2 separate regions of the Homo sapiens genome follow, and region 2 is linked to region 1. A link is a loop called in an ENCODE intact Hi-C map of the cell type or tissue named here. Cell type or tissue: gastrocnemius medialis. All regions are shown on one strand. Each heading gives the region's core, and the rest is flanking DNA. Links, peaks and the distances in the headings are about the cores only. Region 1 overlaps LIPC (lipase C, hepatic type). Region 2 has its middle 120 kb from the start of AQP9.

Region 1 (15,565 bases), core at 4,329-12,328:
GTCTCCATCGCAGACACCTTCACATGCCTGGCTGGCAGGAGCTCAGCCCTGCCCATCTGCCTGTCTTTGTTGTGCGACCACCTTCAGGGTCCTCCCTTGGGCTCAGCAGTGAGCTGACTTGCCATGGAGCCAATGGAGCTTAGGTGTCAAGATCCTTCACTTGCACAAGCCCCTTTCAACCTCCTCTCCCCCAACACACAATTATGTATTCATGATGTATTTTTTTTCTTAAAGAGGACCTCCAAATTATATCTAAGATTCAGGCTCTGTAGAACCTGGCTCTTTCCGGCCAAAATATGATCTTTACAGAGCTCAACATGCCTTGCACACACTAGGTGTTTAATAAGAGCTGAAGGATCAAAGAGAATGGATCCTGACCATGATTACAATTAATTAAGAAAGTGATTAACAGGAAAGGGAAGATTGGTGTTTCTCTCAGGCGAGCTTTCCTAATTCTTCCTCTACCATCAAACTGAAAAAAGCCAATAGTCTCCCCTATCTCAAATCCAGGATCCTCGGAAGGGTTTGTTAAGTCACAGCCAGCTGGACCCCACCTCGCAAGGATGTGGTTCAATAGGTCTAGAGCGGGACTTACAATCTGCATTTCTAACAAATTCCTGGTGATGTTGCCGCTGCTGGTCCGAGGCCCTCACTCTGAGAATCACTTTGAGCCCCTGCGTTATCAATAGGGGCCATATTGCCCCCAAGAGGGTGAAATTGTATCTTGAGGTGGGTGATGAAAAAAGTTTTTATTATAAAGCAGATATATATATATACACACACACATATATATACAGTACACAAACAGGGTGCAGTATATCCCTGGTGCTAAAACTTCACGGGTAGACAATTAGGGGGTAAAAATGTCTAGAAAGACTCTTTAGGGGGGCAATCATGATAAAACATTGAGAAACACTGACCTGGCCCAAGTGCCTACTTGGTGCTTACTCCCCAGCAGCTGAGCCAGAAGCCCTCACCTGCAGAGACCTGCAGCCCACACCATCTGATACTGTGGAAGAAGCATTAGACTGGGAGTCACAAAACCCAGGTTCAAATCCTAGCTCTGCAGTAACTTCAGGCCTTCCCAGCCACACCCACTTCAGCTTCTGTACTGAAAGAGACAAAGTTACAACCAAAACTGCCAGGGAAAGAATGCTGTGCGTGCTTGGAAGAGATACATGAGGGGGTTGTTTATACAAATAGGAGTGAGCAATACTCCACAGGGCATTGTTGAGTAGCAAAAGCAACACATTAAACCATCTCCCAAGGAGGCTGGGCCTGTCAACGGCCTTGCTTCGCTGAGCATGGAAAAGCACGTGTCAGGCAGAGCAGGATTACTCGGCACAAGAGAGGCCAGGCTGGGGTGGGAAGAATGGAGAGACAGTGCCTGCCAGTGACAGGCTGGGGCAGGGCGAGAACACCAGGGAACATGCACATCGATCCTGATTTGAGCAAGTGTTCTCAGAGGCAGCTCTATAAATTCCTTCACCACCCCTAAGAATTTTGTACTTTGTCGCCTGCCTCTAAACAATGCCTTTGGGGACAGCAGATTCTTTGGGGGTAGAGCCAAAAGAGGCTGAGTCTACTTTAATGTTATGCTGGCTCAAAAACAGACTCACACATAGTGGGAACCACCAGACTCCTGGGTTACAAGTCTTGTGTCTCTGTTAACTATGTGTCCAATCTCCCAGGCCCTAAACTAGGATTCTTTAGGAATGAGTATGTAACAGGAAAGGGAAGATCTGTGTTTCCCTGAAGCAGCTTTCATAATTCTTCTACCATCAACCTGAAAAGAACCAATAGTCTCCTCTATCTCTAAACCAGATTCCCATTTCTTCCTTAGAAACTATGTCCAGTCAGCCACCGAACCCTATAAGTTGATCCCAGTGGATCAACTCTTCCGCTCCGGTTTCTCTGAGCACCTAGGAACTGGTCCCTGTGTCTCTCCTGGGGGGATCCATTTCTTATCCAGGCCCCAGCTCTGCCTGTCCAGCCCAGGAGCCACCCGAAATGCTAAATCTGTCTTCTTGCTAAACAAGTTGGATTGTCATAACTGTATAGCCCTGGTCTAAGTGAGGTTGGATAACAGAAGTGGTCTAGGAAAACTGTGTCCTGGGGAGGAGGTAAAGTGATAAATAGGATGTGGTCACGGTGTCCTAGGCAGTAGCCCCTCACAATGCCAGTGGATGTCAGGATCACGAATCAGGGAGGTCTGTTTCGGTAGAAGACATGAGTTGGGGAGGTCTGATTTGGTACAAGAGATCCAGAACTTGTGTCCAGCTGGAGTAAGGAGAGTAAGGTATAGCAGAGACAGGACAAAGTAAATTGGACCTCAGAGACAGGGCACGGGGCAGAGTCTGATTCCAACTGAAACGTAAGGATCCCCACATCCCTCAACAGTCCCTCAGATGGTGAGGTTTAGGACACAGTAAGGAGGGGTGGAAAGAGCATGGGTTTGGGTATGTCTTCCCTCATGAAAACCGTGGAGCCAGAAGCAGTAGTGTTACAGTGATGTCATCCCCTGAGGCTCAGTTTCCTCGTAGGTAAGGTGGGAATGGAAATGACTGCTGCATAGGCTGTGAGATGATTTTGTGAGATGTAAGCGCCCAACAGATGGTGGTGATGACGATGTTGGAATCAGGTGACTCTAGCCTCTTCACTGTCACGCTTGCTCTCGTCTGAACGTGCTTCCATGTCTCCATGTTGCTCTTGTGTCCACAAGCAAAAGCAATAATCCATTGCCATTTAACCAGCACAAAACTGAATGAGGCTGTCACCTTCCTTTTCTGAAACACATGCTTCAGACAGCGCAGTCTACAGTCACTTGAGGGCTGGGAGAAGATGCTGTACAATATTTACTCCTGTTGAAAATTATAATCAATAAGTCCCTGACTGTTTTCATATGTGCTGCTACTAAGCTACCACTCCCTGACCTTGAGCAGATAGATTTGGGATCCACGTGTAGCCCTGTTAAATTTTGTCTTTTCAGATTTAGTCTCTCCCTCTCTCTTCTCCCCCCACCACCCCCCTCTCCCCCCACCACCCCCCTTCTCATCCTTTTTGACACTTTTAGATTTGATATCTCTTCTAGCTTCTTGACATCTGAAATGTGGTGAACTCATCCTCTATATTATCCAAATCAATGACAAAACTCTTGACTAAGACAAAGCCACGTCAAAACACAGGAACCCCTACCCCCTTGGAAGACACACCAGGCCATTCATTGATACTTTTGGGGTGCATTGCTCCCATTAGTGACACAACCTTACCATTCTCGCAGCCAATCCATATTTCTCCCATCTTTCCTCATGGGCATCACTGAGAAACCTTAGCAAATCTGCTTCCCAGACCCTTCTGTTCTCCTTTCACTCCCTCATTTGATCAGCCTCTGGGTCCTGCTGACTCCACCTTAAAATGCCTCCTGTGCACCCTTTCCTCTGCGTCTCTACAACCGCACGCCTCACAGGGATTTGTCATCTCCTCCCAGAACATTGCAGTGATTTCCTAACAGGCCCCCTCGCCTATATACCTAGACTCTTTCTGGGAGGGATTTAAGGTGGCTCAGCCTATGTATATTCACATGTCTCCACCTACTCCCAATGTGATCATTACCTAGAGGCCTCTCATACTTTTTTTTTTTTTTTTTAATGCCTGAAGTTTTTTTGTTTATTCCTTTTTGTTTTCCAGCTCTACCCACCAGTATTTTTTTGTTGATGACAGATCTTCTCCTAAAATGACAAAGAATTTAGAAACATTTTCCATGTATTTTTAACATCTGCGTCAGTGAACAAAGAAATCATAGTTGATGATGGGGTGGGGAGGGAGAAAAGGGAAACTTAATTAGCTTTAGTTTTTATAAGAACTTCCATCAGCGCTGAATGAACTGGAATATGACATCTGATTGGGCCTAATCACAAGGAAGAGTACATTAACTTGCCGTGAATATATTTACCAGTTTTTACAATACCATTTTTAAATCTCTACAGAAGCCAATTTTCTTACAAGAAAATTACCCTACCAAGATTTTTTTTAGAACAAGCAAACCCAAATTTCTTTCTTACCCTAACCCAGTTCATCCAGCTCTGACACTGTGGCCTGAGGACAGACACTGATGCTATCTTGGAGCCTCTGCCTCTCCACCCTTCAGGAATGTTCTGCACCCTGAAGGAGGTAGGAAAACTTGAGGATGCAAAGAAAAACCAGACATCTGTTATGTCTCTTGATGTTAGGGAGTGGGAGTGAAATTCCAGCTCACCCACTCTCCTGGGGAGGCTAGAATTTAATGGGATGCTTGAGATGCGTGGGCCGAGGGTGAGGCTGCAGCCAAAGATGCTTGAGGCTGGACCTGAAGGTGATTTAGTGACCAGAGGGCAATGCCAGGGAGAGAGAGCCTTGCACGGAGTTAGTGACACTACAGTTCCCAGAGTGGGGCAGGAAGAAGCAGGCACACCATGACATCTTCTCATTTTCTTTCCTTCTCTGCCGTTCCCCAGATGCCCCCTCACCAATTCATCAGCCCTTTCTTTCCTTCCACACAAGCTGCTCAGCACTTTGGCTCTGCTCTGGAAACATTTCCATTCCTGTGCTGCTACAGAACCCACCCTCCCCACCAGATTGGATGCACCTGGACAGCAGGATTGTGACTTAGCTGCCATCCCGAGTTTTACCTGGCACACGCAGGTGCTAGGTAGTATTCCTTCAAAACAAGGAAAAGGTGGTGTCGCATCCCTACTTAGCTCCTACCGTTGGGTTGGTTTGCAAATTTTGCATTGAATTCCATGTAATTTTCTCTTTTTTTTTTTTTGTTTGTTTTTATGAAAACGTATCATTTAGCCTGCCTTAACTCTTGCTTTGAGGTCACAAATGTCAAAGTGGTTAACTCCAAGTCACCTCCAAGAACATTATTCCTATTGGGTTAAGGCTCCACCCTTTTGAGCTCTAATTATCTCCTTAATGTGTGAGAACTGGGGGAATATGTTCCCAAATTAGAAATAAGTTCTCTAAAACTAAGGCTTCCAATGCTGAAGAGAATGTACAAAATGAGAAAGGCATACTCAGTCCTTCACTTACACAGTCAAAGAGCAATTTTTAGGGCACTCCCATGTGCCAGACAGCCCAACAGGCTTTAGGGAGGCACAAGGATGAAGAGGACATGGTTATCAGCACCCCCAAGCAACTCTCAGCCTGTAGAGCTTTCCTAATCATTCAACAGGTATTTGAGGTGCTGAAACATTGTTTAAAAAAAAAAAAAAAAGCCCAGGTGCAAACACTTCTATCAGATGTGCCATGCATCATTGACAATAGTATACACATATTATTTATAATATGTATAGGTGCTTTATAAATATTAACTCATTTTATCTCCATAATAACTGAGCTATGGACAATAAATGATTATTATGGACAATCTCTTAACCCTCACAATTCAGACAGTGTTGCTAATCCCATGTCAAAAAGGGGGAAACTGAGGTGCAGAAAAGTTAACTTTCCCAGAGTCACACAGCCTCTTAAGTGGTAGAACCAAGATTTTATTTGTCTTCCTGGTGTAAGAGAACTTGGTGGGTTCCTTAAACCCTGTTCAGGATCTGTCACTGGATTTGCCTGTTGTGCATTCAGAGGCTGGAGAAGGAGTGGAGGGGGCAGAGTCCAAGGTAGGACACTAAGAGTCAGGGAGAGGTGATTTGTGAAAGGCTTTAGGGGCAGCGCCAGCCTCTGGATAACAGGGACCCTGGTGGTACCAAGGAATCATTGGCAGGACTCTGGGAGATGAGGACTTGGTCTGCATGGGGCAGCACCTCGCATCTGATACTGGCGCATATCAGCACCCTACTGGACACATTCAAACAGGCAGCACCCTGTGAGTGTCTCAGCACCAGCACATCAACCTTCCAATTCACCAACTCACTCCAGGGAATGTGAAGGGCAGGGTTCCACTGGGCCGCACCACCCAGCCCGGGGTGGCCCCAAAGGCAGAGGGGATGTGAGTGCTGTCTCTGTGAGCCTAAGTAGGCCCTGCACCTGCCAGAGACAGGGCACAGAGCAAGTGTCTGAGGGCAAGTCACCTGGACACAGCAGTGGCAGAAACCAAGGAGTAGGCATGCCAGGCAGGTCTCCAGCAGCCTCTGAGTTTCCAGGCACAGGGCCCACACCAGGGTGGACTTTTTATATGTACATACACACCCACACACCCACACCCCCACCCAAACACACACACTGCACCAGTCCCGTTTCCTCAGATGGACATTTTTCAGAAGAAAGCCAATGACACTAGCAAGTCCATGACCCATTTCAAGATATGACAGGACATCATTTTCCAAGTGGAGAAAACAAAAATTCTCAGAAAGCCCTGTATACCACAGAAATCCATACACCAGTTTCAAGTCTCATCCAACAGACCAGCCAGAGTGCAGGGCCACAGGGCACCCTGGCTGGAGTGAACAAGCTCCCTCCAAACCCCCTCAAGATTCTAGGCCCACCAGCATAAAAGTCCTCTTGATGGTGGGGTCATTCCAACCCCATCTGGGGTTGTAACCTCTCAGAGCAGAGGAAAATAAACAGGCTGTTGTCAGGCAGCCCAGGGCAGAAGTGATGACACCTGCTCATTCTGAATTTATCTTTATTATACATTATGGCCACCTGTGGACCATTCAGAAAAGATGCTTTTTGAGTCTCAAGCAAGTGACTCTTTAAGCCGAATCACAAAGAAATTCCCATTTTGGCCAGTTCTGTTTCTGGACGTCAACACCCCCCTCTCTGTATGAATAAGGGGTCTTCCAGATGGCCAGGAACAGCACTCAACAGGCCAAAACAAAGCAGAGGGTGGCTTGAGAACTACACTGCTACATTCAGCCTGAGGCCCAGCATCGACCTGGCCTTCTCCCACTTCCAACAACTCATTTTGTAGCTTTTTGGTTAAGAACAAATTTGGATTTCTTCTTTTTCTCCTCCCAGTAATCTCAAATGTATCAGAAGAAAGGAAATTTCTACCATTATTGTCAGAAACAAGACAAGTAAAAGGCCATCCTCAAATACTAGTGTTCTCTTCACCAGACAGCAGCACACGTGGAGAGTAGCAGATCTCTAAGCACGACCCAGTGTGTAACTCCAAATGGCCCCATTATCCTATCTCGAGGAGAGCTGCGCATGCTGTACCCTGTTTTACATGGCCTGCCATGCTTCTGGTAGCAAAGCAGTAATCTCCTGGTTATGTAGCACTGGGGATGCCAATAACAGCCAGATAAAGAATAGAACTCATGAGGCCAGTTATTTTCAGTCAAACCAAGCTACAAAAACCACAGTCATGCAGAAGCTGGAGGAACCACCAAGGCAAAGAGAATGGAAATTCCCTTATGCTAGACAGCACAGGTCCCCAGTTTTCTGGGGCATCTGAAACTTGATGTGACAGCACTGGGAGAGGCCAACAGTCCACGAATAGGCCAGGACCTAAGGGGAAAGGCTACCACTCTACAGCCGGCCATCAGGGTGCTGGGCTACAGCAGGGCTGGCAGGAGCAGACGGAGGCCACATGCCAACTCCAGCCTCTGCTACATATGGTCCCAGCCCCCCTACTCACCAGCCATGCGGCCTCAGGCAAGTGGGATAATCCCCGTGTCTCAGTTTCCTCATCTTTAAAAAGTGGGATAATAAAAGATTCATGTACTTTATAGGGTTGTTGTGAGGATCAAATGATTTAATATACAAAAAAATGTTGACAACAGGGCTCAACACAAAGTGTGCTCAACAGCTGCTGTTGGTATTGGTGGTGGTGGTGAATGGTCTGCCAGCTTGGTAGGGATGTCTATGAAGTGGGACAAACATTTCATGAGTATGAAGATAGACTGTTCAGATGATACTCATCTAATGCCATTGGCAGCTCCTCTCTTTATTGTACCAAGATCTGTTTCCTTCACGTTTCACCCAACGTCAACCAGCCCTTCCCTTCTTTGGACTAAGTCTCCCTTCAACACATCCTCAAATGACACAGTTTCCAGTCCCCTCACTCTTAGTCACCCTCCTTGGAACAAGCTCAAGTTGCTAAACAACTATCTCTAAAGCCAGTTCCCACCCGAGCCAACATTCCAAGGCCAAAAACCATCACCTCTATCATGAGTTGAGTATCCTGCTTTCATTAGGGGACTGCACTGACGTGGCTGCAGGTTGCTGGTCAGCCCTAGGGAGCCAGTACCATACAGCCAGTACCCGCGAGCTCCCTCCTCACAAGAGGCGGCTGTTGCCTCCTTGTGCCAGAGCTCCTGGGCTTTGGATAGAGGAATTCCACTGCTTGGGTCTCATCCTTACTCACCAACTTGGAGGAACTTCCATAGAGTGGATGGCAGCCGCCCCTCCCCACTCTGTCTCTGTGGTGTGTGCCCCACCTAGGCTGTGTTTGGGTGCCTGTAGTACCTCTTCCTGTTCTTGTCTCAAACACACACCTGTGGGGCTCCTTTCCCAGTACCGTGCTTCACAACGGGGCTCTCCTTAGCCCAGGAGGGGAGAGGCTGTGCAGAAAGGAGACTTCTATGACACCCTTGGGGCAAGGGTGTTGTTTTGCTCCTTCCATAGATCTCTGAAGCCACAGCTATGCAGGAGAACAGAAATAGAAGCCAGCCACACCCAGTCTTCTTTGGCATGGGCACATTGAACGGGCTCAGTTCTCCTGCCACGACTGAAAGGGCACCCTCCCACAGAAGGCACATGACCACTGTTCCAAGACAGTCCAGATCAGGAGAGAGGCCTTTGACCAGGGCAAAGCAGGTGCTGATGAGAAGGCACAGCAAAGGTGGCCCAAACCACTCTGCCTATTCCCTATCCCTCCCCTGTTAACTCCACTCACAATTCCAAACCCAGAGCCCTAGCTTCTGAGATATCCAGGTAGGCGACAAGATTTTCTTTCTCTACATGATACAGACTGCTGAGAGGCTCCCCTAACAAAGCACCAGTATTCTCCCTGAAGACACAGGCTCAAATTATGCTCTATTCAAAGCTGGCTGTGTTCCCAACTCCTAAGCCCTGCTGGCTCCCTCTGCCCCCCACCCTGACGTGGGGGAAGATGCTACAGGTGTGGGGGTGTGTTAGTCCATTCTCACACTGCTAATAAAGACATATTTGAGAAATACCCGAGACTAGGAAATTTATAGAGGAAACAAGCTTAACTGACTCACAGTTCAGCATGGCTTGGGAGGCCTCAGGAAACTTACAATCATTGCAGAGGAGGAAGCAAACACATCCTTCCGCAAATGGTGGCAACAAGGAGAAATGCCCAGCGAAGGGGTAGGGGAAGCTCCTTATAAAACCATCAGATCTCGTGAGAACTCACTGTCACAAGAACAAGCTGGGGGAAACCACTCCCATGATTCAATGATCTTCACCTGGTCCCTCCCAGGACATGTGGGGATTATGGGAACTACAATTCAATATGAGATTTAGGTGGGGACACAGGCAAATCATAGGAGTGGGGAAACCAGGAGAACAGGGAAATAAAATTGGTTTTCACAATAGCTAAACTTTCCCTATCCTCTTGAGAGTATTTCTAAGCAAAAGAGAAATATACTTTTCTTTTTGCTTTCTCTAAAAAAAGAAGGAAAGAAGGAAGGAAGAAAAAAATGGAGGGAGAGGAGGAGGGAAGGAAGGAAGGAAGGAAGCAAAGAAGAAAGGAAGGTCAAACTGACTTGATTTAGCTCATTATTAAACATGCAAATAAGAAAATTCCTGTTCTTGGAATGTGATCAGTCATCTGCATAAGGTCTTGCGACATATCTACGATTGAATTATTTCTTTGAATCAAGGATTCCCCCGGCCACACACAAATCAGTACTTGCCTTACTTTGGAAAACGAAAAGAGCTCACTAAAGTGGTCCCTCTTATAATAAGGTGAGAGTGGCCTCTAGGACAAATTTCAGCTTGTACAATTCTGGAATACAGAAAGGGTAGCTGGCTAGCGACCTTTTTCCATACTCCACCAGGCACTGTGTAGAGGCTAAGGGAAAGCTTCCCCTTTGCCCTCTGAAAGCTCACTGAAAACTCACAGAAGACAGATTAGTAGAAGAAAAGGCATACGAATTTATTTTAACATGTCTAGCACTGGAGGATCCATAGAGAACAATTACCCATTAACCCTTCTTCATAGGGGAAGGGGAGATGGGGGAAATGTGGCAATTTGAGGGATGGTAAATGATTTTTAGGGGGAGACGAGTGGACTTGGGGAACTTACAATGGCCATGGACGAAGTCTGTTGGGACTTCAGAGCAGACAAGGGCTGGTAAATGATTCTCTTTGAAATACTGAATGAGCACCAAAACAGAAGACGATGGTTTGTGACAAAATACTGTCCAGGTGTGTTGACAGACTTCAGTCTTTCTTCCTGTGATATGGGTTCAGTTGATGAAAACTCAGGGAGGAGACTAGAGGTAATTGCTTTCTTCCTTGGTATTTCCAGACTTTAGGCAGATAAGGGATGAAGAGAACAACTTCATCCAGAGCTTTGGGAGAGATGAAGAATTGAGAGATGGGGTAGGGCCAAGGGTGGGGGGTAGGGAGTGAAGATCAGAGAGACCCTGAGGCTCTTCTTATTTCAGCATGTCAAAGCACCATATTTTGGGGTAACAGTTGCTGAGCCCCAACAACTGCCACCCCATAGTCAAATTAAGCCGATCATCCCCAAAGCAATATTAGTCCAGTCCAGTTCCTCTCATGACAAATGACCTGAACACAGGATTCAGCGAGTCTTACTCGCTGTGGTCATTTTGGAGGTAGGGAGATCATTAACCCACATACTTTGATAAAATACGAAACGCCTTTCCTAGCTGGTTCTTTTCCTCTCCTATAGGCCGACCCCCCTCCATCCCTTTATTAGTATTGAACTGAACAAATTAGTTAATATGGGAACATTTGGATGTATCAACTTTGCTCTGAAACAAAAATGTATTCATCCCCAAACTCTATGCTGGGGGCTGAGGGAGAGTCCTTACGACTGACATAGTCCCCAACAAGGTTCTCATTAGTCCCAGTTTTTTTTTGGACACCTTTTCCTCCGCATTCACATCCTTCTGCCCTCTCCAGCACTGTGCAGGAAGAACCAACCAACCTGACCTTGGTGAAAGGGCTGTGGGTTTTTCAACCCTTCATTCCTGCTACTTTTTTTTTTTAATTTTTTAGTATTCTTCTGTGCATCCTTTCTTCTCTCCTAGGCTTCTCACCCAGCCTCTCTGTTGAGTACTACTTGTAGGCAGAGCTCCCTCATTCACAACATCCCAATGTATTTGTCCTGTATCAAAGCAAACCTTATACAGTAGCTCTTTTAAGAACTGCTAAAGGAATGAAGGAACAAAACTGAGCCAAATAAAGCAAAATGAAGAGGATATGTATGCAGGCAATTGTGGGAACATATCACCAGAATCCTCTCTTGTTATTGTACCCAAATCCACACATTCTCCTCAGTGTTGTCTGGGAAATACATCAATCCACTGTGAATGGTTTAGATAGAATAGAATCCATCAATGTCACCAGCTTGATTCCTCCTCAGATGATGAGCCACTTTCTCCACTCCACCTCCAGGGCTGGCCCCAGTCTTCCTAAATGTTCATTAACTCCTATTAGGTATTCCGAAACTCTCAGGTTTTCTGAGTCAGCATAGAATGGTTGGAAAAGCAATTGCTGTAGAATCAAGAAGACTGAAATTGGAATACTGGAGCAACTACCTACTAGCCACAGGCAGGTTACTCTCTCTGAGTCTCAGGTTCCCCATTTGCAAAATGAAGCAAAGCTATCTACTCCAAGGATTGCTGTGAAGATTAAAAGACCACGTGCTAACCTAATAGGTGTTCAGTAAATAAATATAATTTTCTATTTTTCCCTGCAAAATTCATTTCCCAAACACAATCTTTATTCTTTTTTTTAACATATAATAGCCATACTATGGCTTACCAACTCCCCAGTAAGCCAGGACTCTCTGTATACGCAGTGTTTTGCCACATCATTTACATGGATGAAATTGTTTCCTATACTCCCAAATTTACCCTGCTTGGTGACCAAGAATCACTTCTGTCCCTATTACTAGTGATATCATGTCTGCATTTAGAAACAGACAAGTGTTATACAAAATTACATAATATGATAGGAATGCTGTCAATGGATATCTATTATTATATTTACCAGTCAAAATTTTAGTTGTTATAACTGGTATCACCAATTAAAAAATTTTATAAGAAAGGGGTTTTTGTACCATTGGATCTATTGAATCATTAAAAAAAAAAAGAGTTTAGAAAAAGAAGAAGCTATTTATATACTATTTCATTCCATAAGACTTTATCCAGTTCCACTGTTAATAAAATGTACATGCGCAGAATTGTATTGTTTTCTCCATTACTAAACATGTATTTGCTGAGTACCTTCTGAATGCCAACATGGTGCTAGGTACTGGGCATAGGGTGGAAGACACAATAGACAAGGACACAGCTCCCTGGTATGGGAAACAGATACTTTATGTCTTCAGTTGTAAGGTCCACTGTTGTTCCTATTTAATATCTTTGAATGTGGAATATATCTTACAATGCTGTGGGCTAGGGCATGGTTGTGACATTGATAAAAAGGGCTCTTAACTGCCATCGCTTCAGTTGACTTGCTTGCCTTTTTGAGTGGCAGTGCATGGCTTGAGCTTAATTTCCATTCAGAAGGTTTTTGAAAAGACTAACTCATTATTTGCACATAAAAAGGCACAGAGACAGAGGTGAGGCATAAATTTGATATTCATCATTAGAGTAACCATCATCCTATGTTTTCTTACAAAGTAACAAAAAGTGTTTTATGAAATGTAATCACAATATATGAAGCTGTGCTTTACTGGTGCACATGCAAGAGGATTGCCCATCAGGCTCTAAGCAAAGCAACTAAGAGTAGGAGAAACTGCCAAACCCTAAAGTAGGGGAAAGAAATCTCCAAACAACAAGAGGCACTGTGACCAATTCACATAAGACTATCACTAAGACATCAGGTTTTAACTTGTAACTTGCTTTTTTCCTTGTTAGTGGTATGTTAAACAATGGTATATCATGCTATTTGTGTATACTGGATTCAATGAAATACTATAATAAACAAGTAAGCAAAACATAAGATCATAACACGTCCTGAAAGGACCTCTCAGCAAGAGTGACACATTGCCAAGTAATGCACATTGTTCCACATGGAGTTGGTGAGGATAACAGCACTTCCTTCCAGAAATACTTTAGTATACAAAGTGCTGTCACGTGATGACGTCTCATTTCAGCATCTCAACAACCGCACCTGGAAGGCCTTATTATTTTGTATATTTACGGATGAAGAGACTGGATCTCAAATAGCTTAAGAGACTTCCCTAACATAACTCAGCTAATGCCTGGAAGACCCAAAACTAGAATCCAGGGCTCCTGACTCTACATCCTATGTTTTTCTTCTCGGCTACATGAAATGGTACAAAATACGAATTAAATGATTATCCATGGTCTTGTGTAATTCTGGCATGTTTCCAGCTAAGACTTCTCAGCTGTTCATTCAACTCAAAGGCATCCTTCAGTCCTCTTCCCCATTCTTCTCTGTCTCGGGGATCTGCCTGGGGAGGGAGTGTGGTGAAAGCAGAGTAACTGAATCCTCACTAACCCCAAGGCCCTAACGCAAGGAGATGCAGGCAATAAATCATTCCATTGCATTTACCATTGCATTGCATTTACCATTGCATTGCATTTACCCATACGTGGGGCTCTCCAGGGATGGCATCAGATGCTGCAGGAACATGAATGATAAATACCACATCCCAAGGGTTAGGGCCCAGGCAAGTTCTCAGGGGAGAGCTATACATATGACTGGTAAAACCCACTATGTCCAGAAGACAAGGGCACCCTGCTGGTTTGCATGAGCAAAGCTAAATTGGCGCTGACAACTGGCAATAGGTATTGAGAGTCTTTTTAAAAGTTGATGTCACTTAATCTAGTAATCCCATTTCCAGGAATTCATTCAAAGAGAATTAATCTGGGATATAGAGAAAGGTCTATGAATAAGATTGCATCACAGTGTGGTTTACATTTGGAAAAAACTGTGGTTGTAACTTAAGTTACAACAGTAGAGGGTTGTTCAAATATTATAATTCTGGTACAACCACACGTTAGGATTCTCTCTTGCCAATTATTGATGTCGTGGGGGAGTGTTCAAGACAAAACATTGAGTTATAAAATCAGGATTCTAAATTATATATATACACACACATACACACAATTAAACTCAAACATACACATGGAGACACACACAGCATTTTAAAACCTAGAAGGAAATCACAACCATAATACAATAGTTATCTCTGATTATGGGAATACAGGTAATTTTGGTGATTTTCTCTATGTTTTCTTTTTTTTCTTTTTCTTTTTTTTTTTTGAGACGGAGTCTCAATCTGTTGCCCCAGGCTGGAGTGCAATGGCATGATCTCAGCTCACTGCAACCTCCTTCTCCCAGGTTCAAGCGATTCTCCTGCCTCAGCCTCCCCAGTAGCTGAGACTACAGGCATGAGCCACCAAGCCTGACTAATTTTTGTATTTTTAGTAGAGATGGGGTTTTACCATGTTTGCCAGGCTGGTCTCGAACTCCTGACGTCAGGTCATCCACCTGCCTCGGCCTACCAAAGTGTTGTTGGGATTACAGGCATGAGCCACTGCACCTGGCTGTTTTTCTCTAAGTTTTCTACAATGTTTTATTTTGCTTTTTAAGACAGAAAGTCCACGCAAATCAGTCAGGAATAGATGTGAAAAATGGGGATGGGGCCTTTGAACCAGGAGCAATATGAGAAGGTGAGAAGGATGGCCTGGGCCGGCTGGGTCTGCGAGACTACCTGGAAAAGCCACGGGAATCACAGCCCACAGGGTGACATCTCCAGATCCAGCAGTCTTTTAGGAAGGCAGATGGAGTCTCAGACCTGTCCCACCCATCTTAAAGTGGCCTGGTCACAGGGTCAGAGCTTCAGCAGACAGAGGCGCCCTGGGATAAGTTGCCAAATATGGGTTGAGCAACAGTGGCACTGGAACGAGGTAGGAGGCGGGGAAAGGGGATGGAAGGTAAAATCCTGCCCCTGTCCTCAAGGTACTTACAGTCAATGTGAGGAAGGCTGACAGCCATAAAATGATGACCTATGACAACGAGGGTCGTTCCACACACATCCTCCAGACCCCGGCACAAGACCTCCGCCTTTCATCTCCATTATATTGGGCAAAACACAAAGCATCAACGAAAAAAAAAAAAAAGTAAAAGTACATAGAAAAGGAGACACAGAGGAATACAGAAAAGCAAAAACCTCCTTCAAACTGGTGGATGTTTCATCCCAAAGGACGCTCGACCTTTCTCAGGCATCCTGCCACTGAAGAAGTCAATTACTCACGGCCCACAGTCCCTAGGTTCCGCTCAGCACAGTCTGGAATCAAGGGTTCATTTAATGGAAGCTTAACAGATTCAGATTTCTCTAATATTCCACATCCCCTTCTGCCAAGAAGCTGCTTTGAAAGATGACACTCCCTTGATGTGAATTTGCAGCCTGCCCCATTAACAAGGCTTC
Region 2 (15,565 bases), core at 5,109-13,108, 250 kb before region 1:
AGATGCTGATTCAGTAAGTTTGAGCTGGGGCCAGGAATCTGAATTTTGGACAAGTACTTCAGATTATTTGGAAGCAGGAAGTGTCAACAGCCCTATGAGATAGAGGAAATGGAGGCAGAGTAAAGTCGGCTAGCTCACCCAAGGTCACCCAGTAAGTGAGCCAGTAAGTGGCAGAGGCACCTACCTCCCAAGAGATCTCAGACTCAAAGAAAAGCAAGGCTGCTGAGATCTGGGCAGGGGCTCCTTCTCCTGCCCTCTCCTCTGAAGCAGGAAGCAGAGTTGCAGCCCAGGTCCACAAGCATCCAGCAAACTCAGAAGGGCTGTATCCCTGCATTCCTTGAGCTTCAAGCAAACGAACGTGCCTGGGACCTGTATAAACACCTAGGCACATGAATGATAGAGACTGGGGAAGAGAGGGGAAGGGGAGAGCCACATTAAACATTAGACATTCCATCCAGCTTGTGCCTCTGTGTATCACTGAGAAGACTCACTGGGATAAAAAAAATGCTCTAAAACATGTCAATGCCAAGATGATTAAAATACCATTCTGTACCTTCAGTGTATGGAAAGGAGAGATAACTGCAACTGGGACACCACGTTTTCAGGAAATAATAGAAAATGAGTAAATAGGGTTACAAAACCCAGAGTCACAGAATGTTAGAACTGGATGTGCCTCTGGAGAACCCCTTTATATTACAGATGGGAACACCGAGTCCTGGTGTGGGAACTGCCAGGTGGGCCAGCAGAGCCCTGCCCCAGACCTCAGAGCTCTGCCCCCAGTCTGGCGAGTATCTCACATCACACTCTGCCCTCGCAAAGCTTTAAAGCAGAAGTGTCCAAGCTTTTGGCTTCCTTGGACCACGACGGAAGAAGAATTGTCTTGGGCCACACATAAAATACACTAATACAAACAATAGCTGATGAGCTAAAAAAAAAAATCACAAAAATAATCTCAAAATGTTTTAAGAAAGTTTCTGGATTTGTGTCGGGGTGCGTGCGGCCCATGTGCCTCACGTTGGACAAGCTTGACTCCATGAAGCAGTATTCCTTCCAAACACCAGCTTTACCTCACACACAGCCTCAGTGGAGCTGTGGATGCAAGAAGAACAGAAGAGAGGTGAGGATTTCTAGTCAGCAGTTGCAGTAGGTGGGGAGAGAGTCCCAAACGTTAATTAAGGAGTCCATCAATCCCAATTCTCCAGCTCACTCACAGAATTTGAAATAAAGAGAGCAAGTGACTAGGGGGGAAGAGACCCCCAAGAAAGGCACTACATGACGAGTTGGAAGGGGTGGGCACATTTGCCTGGTTACCCAGGGATGCTCGCCAAGAAAACCAGACCTTTGAGACACAGGCTGCAGTGGCTGGAAATAGAGCTGGGATTGCAGGGCAGGTGATTCACATCCAGCTCTAAACCTTCCCAGACGCCTTGGCCAAGCATCCCAGGTCTGTCACCATCTGACTGCACCCTGCCCATCCAATTTTATCTTCTCCCAATGTCCTGCCGACAGCACAGGTCCTATCCCTTGTGGATTGGTCTAACCAGCCAATACCCTGGGAGGAGTACTGGTGTCAGCCCAGAAGCCCAGCCCAGGGGCAGTCCTTGATGAGGGAAGAGAAAGAATTTCCAGGGGATGGAGGAGTTGGGGTGACGCTACAGAGACTGGAGGGAAGGAGCCACAGGCCTCTGGAGACTGGCCTGGGCAAGGGCACACCAGTACTCCTGTGCTTTATCCACCCTGCTCCATCAGCATTGTCTCCTCCACACATACTTGCACCCTAGCTGGGATGGTGACATCAACATAGAGGGGGAAGTGGCCTCGCCATCAGCTCTGAGCTCCCTGCCCTCCAGTGACCAAGTAAGTCAAGGCCACCTCAAGAGCAACCCGTCGGCCTGGGTTTTGACAAGAACAGCAGGTGATAAAAAAGGACAAGATGGAAGGATCCAAATGTGTTGTTTTCTCTTCACAAACAGATTATAACAAAGATTACTGGCTTGGGCTGAGTAAGCCCTGAGAGTTATCACCAGAATGTGGGGTTCTAGGAGTGAAAAAAAATGATACTATCTCAATGGCGAGAGATAAAGAGACAAGAGCTTATTTTCTACCCAGACTGGTAACACAGCAGTGACCCTGGAATCTGGGATATAGCTACCCATTGACTTCGGCTTTAACTTTGTTTAAAACCAGCCTGTTAAAAAAAAGTAGAACGAAAGAAGCTCAAGATGTTATCCATGAAAACGACCCACCAGATAGCCCCCTAAACAGTGGGCTTATCAAATTGTCCTCATTTTTCTGAACAGAAGCAGGATGTGCTGGAGACACCAAGAAGAATAATTGCCCTGGCAATCCCTGTAAATCTCCTAAGAGGCTCTTGAAGTTCCTTTTTTTCTATTTATCTTGGTAATGAATTCTCTGAGCCTTTGGCCTGCCAGTTTAGTTATCTTCCCATACCCCTGACAAAAGCATAGCTGCGGGGAAAGACAATATTTTTGTAATCAAATGAGTATCAGTGAGATCCATGCAGCAGCTTCTGACATAGTTTTTAATGACTTGATTCTTCAGCAGCTTCTCCCAGGAGAAAGCCTTTGGGTATAATATGAATATGAAGAAATAGTCTGGATTTATTCAACTCATCATTTTTTAAATAATTGTCCACAGAAACCCTTGAACTTTCTGGCTTTTACTACATAGACAATGGAAAGGGGAAATTTGAAAAATTATTTAGATTTGATCAGTTTCGACTTGCAGTTGGGATCTTCAGGCATAAACACAGGGTTTTGAAAGAGCTTTGTTAGAATCTTTGCTCTGTTGTTTAACCTCTCTCTGTTGCAATTTCCAAGGCTATGAAAGAGAGATTATCATAGTACCTTCCTCATAAAGACATTATGAGAATTACATAAAATAATGACCATAAACATTTAACACAGAGCCAGATCAATAAATGTTAGATTTTCTTTCCTGTAGAAACCAACGGATGATCTCAAATTTCCATTTTATTTCGCTTCTACGGACATGGCCTCTAGATATTCTAAATGTCACATGGGCAGCTGTAACAGTGAACAAACAGCCTCTCTGAGCAAAATGAAGTCAATAGGACCTGCGTATTTATCACATGGAGGAGAAGTTGGCTAAAAGATTGCCGCATTTGTTTCCTAGGGCTACTGCAGCAAATTACCACTGGGCAGCCAAAAAAAAAAAAAAAGCAGAAATTTATTCCCCACAATTGTTGAAAGCTAGATGTTCGAAATGAGGGTGTTAGCAGGGGCAGTTCCTTCTGGAGGCTCTGAGGGAGAACATCTCCTGTGTCTTAGCTTTGGGTGGCCGCCGGTAATCTGTGACATTCCTTGGCTTGGGGCTGCATGAATTGTCTCTGCCTCAGTCTTCACATGGCCTTTCTCTCTGTTCTATGTGTCTTAAATCTTCTCCTTTCTTTTACAAGGACACCAGTCATTGGATTTAAGACCCACCCTAAATCCAGGATGATCTCATTTGAGATCCTTAACTTAATCATAACTACAAAAACCCTATTTCCAAAAAAGGTCACATTCACAGGTATCAGGGGTCAGGAGTTGAACTTACTTTCTGGAGAATGACACTATTCAACCCACTACAATTACTTTGAGTTCTTCAAACAAAATATGTCCCACTACTTAGGAATGAAATGACTTCAAAGCAAGTACTATTCATTTTCCATTTATCTGTAGAAGCCTAAATACACAATTTACAAAGTGTGGATTGTATCAAGGATTCAAGTTTCTTTGGAACCTAGAATCCTTTTAAGTCTCGATAGAAGATGGAGGAAAATAAACTCATCCTGGTAATTTTGATAACTGAATTTCAAATTTCTCAGTTCTAGTTCATGATGCTGTCTTAGGCAGAATAGTGATCTGCCAAAGATGTCCATGTCCTAATCCCTGGACCCTGTGAACATGTTTCCTAACATAGCAAAAGGGTATTAAGGTTGCAAAGAGGATTGCTAATCAGCTGACTTCCAGATAGGAAGCTTACGCTGGAATATTTAGGCAGGCCCCATGTAATCACAGTCATCCTTAAAAGAGGCAGAAGAGGTCAGAGTGATGCCACGTGAGAAGGACTTGTCTCTGGCTCTGAAGATCCAGAAAGGGGCCACAAGCCAAGGCATGCAGGCAGCTTCAAGAATTTGGGAAAGGGAAGGAAATAGTCTCATGCAGAAAGGAGCACAGCCCTGCCAACATCTTGGTTTTAGCCCAGTGTGACCCATGTTGGACTTCTACTTCAGAACTGTAAAATAATAAATTTGTATTAAGGCACCAAATTTGTGGAAATTTGTTATGACGGCAACAGAAAACAAATACACATGCACTCTGAATGAATACAGCGGCCTCTCCTACTTAAACTCCACTGAAAAGATGCTCAAGGGTGGGCAGAAGGAGGCATGAACTCACAAGGACAAAGGACAGAGGAGAGGAGAAAAGAGCAGCAGGTGTGTTGACGTGAGAAGGCAAATGGTCAGGTGGTACCTCACCTAGCTGTCCTGAGACAAGCTAAATCCTAAGCCATCAGTGTGAAGACAAGTAGCAGCCCAATCTGTTCTGCAAAACCCCCAAAAGTTTCAGAAATTAGTGGCACCAGATAGATCTAGAGGTTGGGGCAAACAGGAGGCTATAAACGGCATTGTTTAAGTCTTTTCAAAGAGCAGTTACAGCCCCAGATTCTATATCCCTCATTGACCAGCCAGACGATTGCTGCTCTCCAGCAAAAGACCAGTGGTTTTTGCCGATAAAGGGTGTAACCTACAATCTCTACAGGAAGAACACCAGGCATTGCTGAAGACGGGGGATAGAACTGAAACATAGGATTCAATGGACATTGACACTGTGAATGTCAGATTCCAGCTCTCTTCCTCTCCTCATCTCCCAGACCCAGAGTGGAAGTTTATTTTCTCCAGGAAGAGGATCAGAAACATCTAATCTGGAGACTTAAATCTGACGAGCTTTTCAATGTCCCACTCTGAAAGTGGGACAAGAACCATCACACATTTGAGGAAACTCTCCCTCTGAGACAGGCCCCCCAAAAATTATTGAAAAACAACTTAGAGGAAAGAGACTATGCAGAGAGAAGAAAACTTGAACAACTAAAGTTGTCAGAGTAGCCTCAGGGAGATAACGTACTGCATTTGTGAAACAGGAGCAGGATGCTCTATCAAAGGAATGTCAAAGAACAACAACAAAAAAATTTAAGTTAAAAATATGATACCAGAAATTATAAACCCAATAGAAGGATTGGAAAATAAAGCTGAAGAAATAATAAAGTAAAAAGACAAAGTGATAAAAAAATAGGAGAAAAATATGAAATCTAAACAATTAGTCTACAAGTCCAAGAGAGAGAAACATAAAAAAAGAGGGAGAGAGAGCATCATTAAATAGGAATTTCTAGAGAATTTCCTAGAAGGGAAGGGCATGAATCGAGTGTACCCATCAAGTATCAGCAAAATGGGTGAAAAAAGGCATATCATCTGAAAGGCATATCATCTGAAAGCTTAGGGCAAAAAGGATAGAGAGATTTTATACACTTCCGAGGGTGGGGGGCAGAATGTTTATACAAAAGATTCAAAATCAGAATGTCATTGGGTTTCTCAACAGAAACACTTATAGCTAGAACACAGAGTCATGCCTTCAAAATTCTAAGGGAAGATGGTTGCCAACCTAGAATTTTATATCCGGGTGATTCTTAACATGTTCAGCGAGATTTTGGAGGCAGAGAGATATCTGACACACATAGAGAAGGCAATGTGAAGACAGAGCAGAAAGAGATTTTAAGATGCTGTCCTTGAAGGCTGGAGTGATGTGGCCCACAAGACAAGGAATGCTGGCAGCCTCCAGAAGCTGGAAGAATCAAGGAATGGATTCTATCCTAGGACCTCCAGAGGGAGCTGGCCCTGCCAACACTTGACTGCTGCCCAGTGAAACAGATTTCAAACTTCTGGCCTTCAAAACAGTGAAAAAATCAATGTGTCATTTGAAGCAATCCAGTTGGTAGTAATTTGGTTACAGCAGCCACAGAAAACTAACACAGAGCCCCCAGTCCAATTTCCTACCTTCCACAAGTCACCTGTTCTGTGGTTGATCTATGACCTGAGTACAAGTACATTCACCTGTAAAATACACAGTGCTGTTATGTAAAACACATTGTGTTTTTATTCCAGTTATTCATATTAGGATATAGAGCTTACTTTGACTCTTTCTTTTTGTATTCAACTTTACGTTAAGGTTTTTCTGTGCTGGCAGGTGTATGCACACCTGCTCTGACGCTTCATCAAGAGGCAGGTAATGGCTAAAGGGCTGATGCAACCTTTTCAGGACCTGGCAAAAAAGAACAGATATTACAGTTGAGCCAAAAGTACAATGAGAGGATAAAGCTTCAACTCTGTGTGTGTATAAGTGAGTGACAAGTATGATTTTTTTGGGTTTTCCTGCCTATCCTTTTCTCACAGATCCTCTCTGCCCTGGCCTGATCCCCAAGAGACTCCTGGGACACAAAAGGCCTAACGATTCCAGCTGTATTGCTTGACAAATTGGAATGGAAATCAGCAATAGTTTTCCCTCCAGCATCCTCTGGGAAATCCATCCAATGATATGTTCCCAGCCGTCCCCTGCTTTCAAAGATATAATGTTGAAACACCAAGTGGCACCTGCCATGTACAGGACATTAGTGTCAGGAAGCAGTGCAAGCACTGAAAGGGGCAGAGACAGCCTCCAGGCGCAAAAGGAGCCAAAGCTATTTAGAAACGGGGATGATATGGGCTCAGCTGCTTCCAAGTGTATGAAGGCTAGTGCTGGGCAACTGCTTCCACTGAGTCAAGGAGCAGACACAGTGGACCTGCGCTGACAAGAAGCATCTGGCTGAAACATCAAAAATACAAAATTAGCCGGGCATGATAGTACACACCTGTAATCCTAGCTACTTGGGAATCTGAGGCACAAGAATCGCTTGAACCTGAGAGGCAGAGGTTGCAGTGAGTCAAAATCATGTCACTGCACTCCAGCCTGGAAGAAAGAGCAAGACTCCGTCTCAGAAACAAACAAACAAAAAAGAATCTTAAAATTTAATAATGAGTCAAGATTTGAATAAATATTTTACCAAAGATGTATGAATGGCTAATAAAAATGTGAAAAGATGTTCAACACCAGTAGACTCTAGGGAAGTGCAAATTAAAACCACAGTGAGATACCATCCACTAAATGTCTATAACCAAGAAGTCCGATGGTACCAAGTGTTTACAAGGATGTGGAAAAACTGGAACGTTCATACGCACTGTGGGAATGTGAAACAGTTGCAGTGTCTTTGGAAAAAGTTTGACACTTTCTTACAAAGTTAAATATACACCCACCACACAACCCACAATTCCATTCCTAGGTATGTACCCAAGAGAAATAAAAACATGTTTGTATTTGTACATGATTTGTACATGAATGTTCACAGCAGCATTAGGCATAATAGTTCAACTCTGGAAGTAATCCAAATGTCCATCAACTAGTGAAGGGATTTAAAAGTGTGGTGTTTTAGTCCATTTGTGCTTCTATAACAAAACACCTGACACTGAGTAATGTATAAACAACAGAAATTTATTTCTCACAGTTCTGGAGTCTGGAAGTCCAAGACCAAGATGATGGTATTTGGTGTCTGATGAGGGCTCAATCTCTACTTCTAAGCTGGCACCTTGTCATTGTGACTTCTGGATGGCAGTAATGCTGTGTCTTCACATGGCGGAAGGAACAAAAAAACAAAAGATCCCTACCTAGTTCCCTCCAGCCCTTTCATAAGGTACTAATCCCAACCATGACGGCTCTGCCCTTATGGCTTAATCACCTCCTGAAGGCTCAATTTCTTAATACTGTTGCGTGGGGGATCAAGTTTCAACATGAATTTCAAAGGAGACAACAAACATTCAAACCATAGCACGTGGTGTATCCACAGAATGGAACTCAGCAACAACATAGTCGAAACTCAGAAACATTACGCTGTGTGAGGGAACCAAACATAAAAGGCTACATATGTGATTCCATTATAAGAAATGTCTACCAACTGCAAAATTATAGATACAGAAAGCAGAAATTGGCTGAAGTGGGGGTGGGGAGGGGTAGGGGAGGGGCAGGTAGGAAAGGGAGTGTGAGGCATCATGGGGAATTTTTGGAGCAAAGCAGTGGTGACAGCTGTACAGCTGTATAAATTTACAAATATACAGCTGTATAAATTTATAAATTTGTAAATTTATAAATTTACAAATCATCCATTTACAACGGGTGAGTTCCATGATTTATAAATTCTACCTTGGTAAAAAGGAATGAAATAAGATTGTGACAAAATGGAGACTTCCCATGCCTCGGAAAATTTATACAAACATTGGTTTTTTGTTGAAAACACACCCACTTATTCACCAAGCTTGGCAGAAAATTCCTACCAACAATGGTCCAGGAGGTGGTAGAGTTGGTAAATTTTACCCCAGTCAGGGTAAAGTCACCCTGGGTTGACAACCTTGTAATGTAAGCGGCTTTGTTTCTCTTCTGCTCTCTTTCCTCTCCTCCAGGTTAGCACTTCTGGCCACCAGTCAGGTGTTTTCACCCTTTCTGTGCCCACTGTCCTCAAGTGGGTAAGAGTTAGACACAATTGTTTAAATGGTGAGTTATTTAGACCCAGAGAGATAGGTTCTTCCTCTGTAAAGTGGGTAGTATGTTTTGGCTGTGTCCCCATTCAAATCTTAACTTGAATTGTATCTCCCAGAATTCCCACATGTTGTGAGAGGGACCTAGGGGGAGGTAATTGAATTACGGGGGCCGGTCTTTCCCATGCTATTCTCGTAATAGTGAGTAAGTCTCACGAGATCTGATGCGTTTATCAGGGATTTCCGCTTTTGCTTCCTCTTCATTTTTCTCTTGCCACCACCGTGAGAGAGGCACCTTTCGCCTCCCACCATGATTCTGAGGCCTCCCCAGCTACGTGGAACTGTAAGTCCAGTTAAACCTCTTTTTCTTCCTAGTCTCAGGTATGTCTTTATCAGCAGCATGAAAATGGACTAATACAGTGGTGATAATAAAACTAACCACCAACCTCATCGTGCCAGAGGACATAAATGAGATTCAACGTTTATGAAGCACCAGCCCAGTGTCCGCATACAGGAGCTGCTCCATAAAGACCATCTGCTGGCCTCTCCTATTGTTTACCAAACCGGCTTCCAGGAAAGAGGGTGCTGTTAGTCATCGACACCTTTTGGGAATGCATTTCATTAAATTCCTTCCCTGCAACTGAAAGCACCCTTTTCAGAGTAGATGAATGGCTTTTACCCTGCCAAGGGGAAAGATGGGCACAGGCCAGTCCCCATCTTCCTAAAACTCCTGAAACTCACTCCCTCGTCTCCTTACTTGGTTGCCCACCAATGGCTTTGGAAAGCCAATTTTTGGCAGATCAAAAACTGCACTTTGCTGTCTTGAAGTGCTGTGCTGTGTCTGTCACAGGATCTCAATAAGGGTAGTGCTATTTTCAGATCAGATCAGCAGACACACCCAGAATGCCAAGGACACAGCCACAGTCACCTGAATGTTGTGTGCCTGTTTGTTATTGTCACTAACAACAATGGTGTGGACAGAGCTGGGACTGGGGTGATGCCAGCAGGATGCTTAGGGTACAATATTTAAGGAGGCACCCTTTCAGTATCCTCCTCACCCTTGTGTGACCCTGAGGATGAGTGCCTGTTTAAGAATGAGTCTCCAGGGTGCAACATATAGTGAGGCACCAACTCTCAGGTCATGCAAAAGCAGGGTAGGCACAGACAGCGTGTCTCTTTCAGTGTTGCACCCTAGACACCTCACTTGCCTTTGGGGCAGCCCAAGAGACAAGGGCCTGGACCCAAGCCCAGATGCTGCTGTTAGAGCACCAGCTTTGCCAGCAATTAGCTGCGTACCCTTGAGCAAGTTTATGTCTCCTATTTCCTGCCTGTCCTGGTTCTATGACTCAAGGGCTACTTCACTCCTCTCAGTAATAGAGCACAACAATGATGGAAATGCCCATGACCTGGATGGATTAGGTCCCAACTTACATTTCATGTCTTCACAGAAGCATTTCCTGACCCTGTAGGCCACCCTCTGTCATGTGCTATTAGCAACCTGTTCATTTTATTCATAGCAGTTATCAGAACTTATTTTTATTTGTTGGTTTATATCAGGCAAGGTGGTGTACATTAAAGTGCAATCATAAACAACCCTCAAATCTCAGGAGCTTAAACAGTAAAAGTTTCTAGCTTTTTCACACCACACGTGCTTTGTGGGCTGGCTAGGAGGCTCGGCTCAGGGACCAGGCTGATGGGCAGCGACTGTATGGAGCACTGCCCTGGTCGTGGTGCCAGAGGGAAAAGAAAGCTTTAGAGAGCATTGCACAAACTGCTCAGCCCAGAAGGGCACCACACTTCCACTCACCACTCATTGGCCAGAACTGGTCAAGGGTCCATCCCGGAGGGCCTCAGTGATGTGTCCTCCTAACTCATGCCAGCAAAGATGGCATGAGTTAACTCAACCCAGAAAGCCCAAAGGTTTGGTGCGCAGTTCTAACGACTACCACATTATTTATTTGGTTTTGCCTGTCTCCCCTGACCAGAACGGCCCATCAGAGCAGGATGGTCTGTCTTCTTCATCATTTTAACCCCAGTGCTAGCACCTCACTGGTGCTTAATAACCATCTCTTGACTGACCAGATGGTTCTGATATTTTAGGATTGGTTATCAAGACTGTCTATTGGATGAATGTCATCTGTTCAGAGCCTGGAGGATTCAGAGCCCAGCTTACCAAGTTAACTGGACTCTCCTAAAAGGAGAAAAATAATGACTCTAACTACTGCTTTTCTTAATTTTCTCCTTGACTGCCTAACTGCAGAAGCAAATGAATAAGAACCTCTGAAAGCCTAGGAGAATAGTCCAAAATGGCAACCTATAATCTGAAATCTCTTTGTAATTTTATTCTTCATCTTAAAAAGTTCATGTGAATTTCACATTCTGTTGCATCTTATATTCATGGTCGTAAAAAAAACCACCAAGTTTTAAAATATTTAGCTGAGTAAAATTCATGCTCCCTGAACACGTGTCATGCTTCTTGTGGGGTTCAAGGTCCCCTAAGATCCCACCTACCTCACCTCCAGGGTGGTTTGCTCCAAGCCAGGAGAGGCGCTAAGCCTCCTGAGATATCTCCTGGGCCTTAAGGCTTAAGCTTAACTTATTAAGAACCTCTTCTGCATTTCTTTCCCACTCGGGATTCATTCAGGAATTATGGTGACTCTTTTTCTCTGATGGGGACAAAATTCCAATTATATATGGAACTTGACTTTGTCTAATGAAATCAGGAAAAGATGGTGATAAGGCCTCATTTTCTTTACCACAGGTTGATAGACTAAGTTCTTCAGATCCACTGTTTCTCCAATATTTTTTTGCCATGACCCACACTAAGAAGGAATACATTGTCTGTCACGTCCAGTAATGGACACCACTGGCAACCTCATTCAGGCTGGGGCACCCATCCCCAGTGGGTGAAGATCACAGAGGCCTCATCCTCTGGAGAACTGTCCTTGCAGAATAGGAGCTGACTTTCCAGGTTACGCACCCCTCCTCTTCAGATCAGCCCACAGCCCACAGCTGATGGTGGACCTGGGAGTTCACAGTCTGGCCCCTTCCCTAAGGCAGCACCAGGTCTGTGGAACAACTCAAGCATCAGAGCCCCAGAAATCACGCTGGGAGCACACACTCTCGTTCAGCTCCTTCTCCTGCCCCAGCTGGTCCCCCTCACTTTTCCAGATCACACACACCCAGATCTGTTTTGTTGAGCTCTGCTTCTAGGGAAACTGACTTAAGACACACACACAGATACACGTATACACACACACCTGAAATAAAATTTTGAGTAAACAGTACTTACACTTACTTCATGTCATGCACTCTTATTTTCTGTACTATTCTTTTTTGTTTTGTTTTGTTTTGTTTGAGACAGAGTCTCGCTCTGTCCCCTATTTTTTAATTGCTTGTTTGTAACCCTCTAATTTTATTTCATAATCCATGAATGGGTCACAGCTCTGCAATTTGAAAAATACTACACTTTATAAGCAATCTAGGGATAAAACAAACAAACAAACAAAAACCTACACTTCCCTAACCTTTCCAAGTTAACCTTCTGGAGACTGGTGTACTGCAATCCAAAAGGTTCAGGACAGGGTGGAGTGAAGGGAATCTGTCATGGTATGCACGGCATTGAGAGTTTTGAGACTCAGGAGATATATTCTCCTAGGGCCAAGTATCTAAAGTAGCCCCAAGCATCTACTGCCTTCTGACTGCTGAGAAGGGCACCAGCCTCCCTCCGCTCTATCCTTTCCCCTGCAAATGCATTCACTTCTGTTCCAAGAGATAAAGCAGTTTTTGACCTTACATAAATACACAGAGATGTACATAAGAAAAGTTTATTTCAGCATCATCTATGATGCCAAAACCAAAACATCCCAAATGGCCCTCAGTAAATGCACCTCAGTACAACCAGACAAAGGAACACCATGTGTCCATTAAAAATAATGAAATAAGTTATGTAAGTACTGAAAACTTTCCATGATACACTAACTGCAGAAATCAATTGGCCCTACAGTTCTCCAATGTAATTTCATTTTTATTTTTGTAAAGTTAGTATGTGTATGGTAAACATATGGAAAAATAGGCTCAAAATTATTTGTGGTAATCATCTGCGGGGGCATGATTACGGAACACTTTCTTTCATTTTCTAAGTCATACATTTCCATAGCGTTTGAACTTTTTACTGCAAGCATGAATTATTTCTAAAATGAGAAAAAGCAATACCTTTTCATTTAAAAAAGGCAAAATACAAAAAGAAGGTATTTTATAAGGTGGCATCGTAAGTTCCTTTGAAGGTACAATAGCAGTCCTTCAGCGAATAAAGTATGCATTCAAAAGTGAGACAGGAAACATTTCTGTAAGTTCATGCCCTCAGATAACATCTTTGCTCCAACATATAGACATATCAGATAAAGAACAAATGGAGAAGACTTATACACTGTAGTGAGACTCAGAAACCAGATAAACATCCCTGTGTACTACAAATGACAAGAAAGCCCACCAGGAGCTGGACTGAGGCCAGGGCTTTGGTGCCTGGTTCTGAAAGCTCAGATGGTGGCTCCCACAAGGCTGTAAGGGCTAAAAGGGGTAGGGATGGAGGGAGTGGAAAGTCAGGGTTTGGGGCTCCCAAACCTTCTGGAAAGCTAGAAAATGCTGCCTGGAACATTGTTTTGTTTTAATCAAGGGTTTGTTACCCTGGCTGCATCTTTAACTTGATAAGTTTTTAGAAAAATACCACTGCCCAGAAATTCTGACTTAATTTCTTTAATTCTTTCTCCCTCTCTCTCTCCTTTCCCTCCCCGTTTCCCAGTCCCTTCCCTCCTTCTCCCTCTTCTCCCTTTACTCCTCTCTCTTCCCCTCCTAATCTCTCTCCCTCTTCTCCCTTTACTCCTCTCTCTTCCCCTCCTACTCTCTCCCCCTCTCCCTCTTTCCTGTTTAAAGGACTCCTTTGGAGATTGCAACATACATCCAGGATTGATGTTAATTAACACCTTGGGCTTAGGGGTCAACGGATCCAGACAAAGGCTCTGCCCAGGTACTCAGCCAAGCAAGCAGCCAGCTTGAAGATGAGATTTGGGATTTGCCCCCATTGTGGGTACTTCTGAACATCAGCAAGGCCTGCTTAGGGACTGGAGGCCCTGGGGAAGGGAGTGGGGTTTAGGAGGGAGCCAAATACTGCTATTCAGAGTGAGGTAATGGGACAGAGAGACAGACAGGGAAAAAACATGTTCCTCCACAGGCAAACGGATGAATACATGATGTACTCATATAACAGAATGTTATAGAGTGATGAAGATTTGTAACCCAGCATTAACATGGCACCAAAGTGGATATCCCTCAAAAACATAATGCTGAGTTATAGAAACATTTTACAGCATGGTTTGTATGTTATGATGCCATTTATTTACATTTTAAACACTAGGAACCAAAAACCATATATTGTTTTGCAGCTAAAACTATTAAAATATTCATGAGATTCTAACACACTGACTTCGGGGCAGGGGTTCCCTTTGGCAAGGGAGGAAGAGGAGTGGGGTTGAAGAGAGGTGCACAGGGAAGAATAAATGGGAACAAACCGTGGGTACCCGCACTGCACAACTTGGGTGGATCTGAAGGCATCGTGCTGTGTGTAAGAAACTGGTAGTAAAAGGTCACATAATTTATTACTCCATTTATGACATTTATGAAAAGACAAAATTATAGTGATGAAGAATAGATTAGTGGTTGTCAGGAGGAAGATGGGACTACAAAGGGATAGTCCACCAGGGTGGTGGGGTTCTTCTGTATCCCAGCTGTGGTGATGGTAACGCAAATCTACACGTGCATTAAAATTCACAGGACTGGCCATGCTCAAAGGCTCACGCCTGTAATCCCAGCACTTTGGGAGGCCGAGGCAGGCGGATCACGAGGTCAGGAGATCGAGACCATCCTGGCTAACATGATGAAACCCCGTCTCTGCTAAAAATACAAAAAATTAGCCGGGCGTGGTGGTGGGCGCCTGTAGTCCCAGCTACTTGGGAGGCTGAGGCAGGAGAATGGCGTGAACCCGGGAGGTGGAGCTTACAGTGAGCTGAGATAGCGCCACTGCACTCCAGCCTGGGTAACAGTGCAAGACTCCGTCTCAAAAAAAAAAAAAAAAATTCACAGGACTAAATTTCACAAAGAAAAGTAGAATGGATGGTTGCCAGGGACTGAGGGAAGGGACTCATTACATAATGGATATGGAGTTTCAGTTTGAGAAGATGAAAAGATTCTAGAAATGTATAGTGGTAGTGGTTGTACGACAATGTGTATGCACTTAGCATGAATTGGACACTTAAAAATGGTTAACTTGGGAAACTTTCATGTACATTTTACCACAATAAAAAATGTTTTAATTCATAGGACTGTACACCAAAAAAAGCCAATTTTGATTGAATGGAAATTTTTTAAAAACTAAAAGAAAAATCAGAAGCAAATACTGCAAACTGTTACATTAAAGCTAAATAATAGATACATTTATGTCTATTACTCAATTTTCTAAACTTTTCTGCAAGTTTAAAATGCCCTAATAAGTTCCTAATAGTTTAAGGTAGAATCAAAATTTTGGGGCTGTGGGAAGCTTTTGAGATCATTTTTTCCAGATTCCATACTAGAATGGAGTGAAACTGAGTTTTCACAGCTAAAAACTCCTGACTCCAGTCCAGTGCTTTAACCACAACGATTATTTGGAACTCAAGATTCTAATTGATAATAAAATCAGGCTTCTTCCACTTAGGAAAGCTTATGAGATGCAAAGAACCATGAAAAGTATGCTCAACTTTTCTAGTCCATAGGAAACTATTTCTACATAATCAGAACACTCAACTAAGAACAGAATTAATATTTAATCAGTAGCTCTCTTCAAAAGAATTGTTAAAATAAATTTAAAAGAAAAAAGTCACAAAAATCTTG

The links. A loop is a pair of places that touch in the nucleus more often than their neighbours do. Peaks named below come from ENCODE experiments on the same cell type or tissue, not always from the same donor. Only the 100,000 strongest peaks of a DNase experiment are listed, where the experiment ranks them.
Region 2: it touches region 1 in a loop (4-fold over the local background); 3 of 110 quality-filtered maps call a loop at or near these places.

What each region holds. Positions count from the first base shown.
Region 1 is chr15:58,497,719-58,513,283 of GRCh38, forward strand. The region is part of intron 1 of LIPC (lipase C, hepatic type); the gene reads left to right. It overlaps LIPC-AS1 (LIPC antisense RNA 1), which reads right to left and starts at 1,017. Exons shown (of 3, transcript NR_120338.1): 1 at 921-1,017. In gastrocnemius medialis, for the core only: no CTCF peak of the experiment used is centred there; DNase peaks (open chromatin) are centred at 8,005, 8,683 and 9,244; H3K27ac peaks cover 2,513 bases.
Region 2 is chr15:58,251,215-58,266,779 of GRCh38, forward strand. No RefSeq gene overlaps it. Among named protein-coding and RNA genes, the nearest start is that of AQP9, 120 kb to the left of the region's middle. In gastrocnemius medialis, for the core only: no CTCF peak of the experiment used is centred there; DNase peaks (open chromatin) are centred at 6,727, 7,817, 9,547, 9,887 and 2 weaker places; H3K4me3 peaks cover 627 bases; H3K27ac peaks cover 6,174 bases.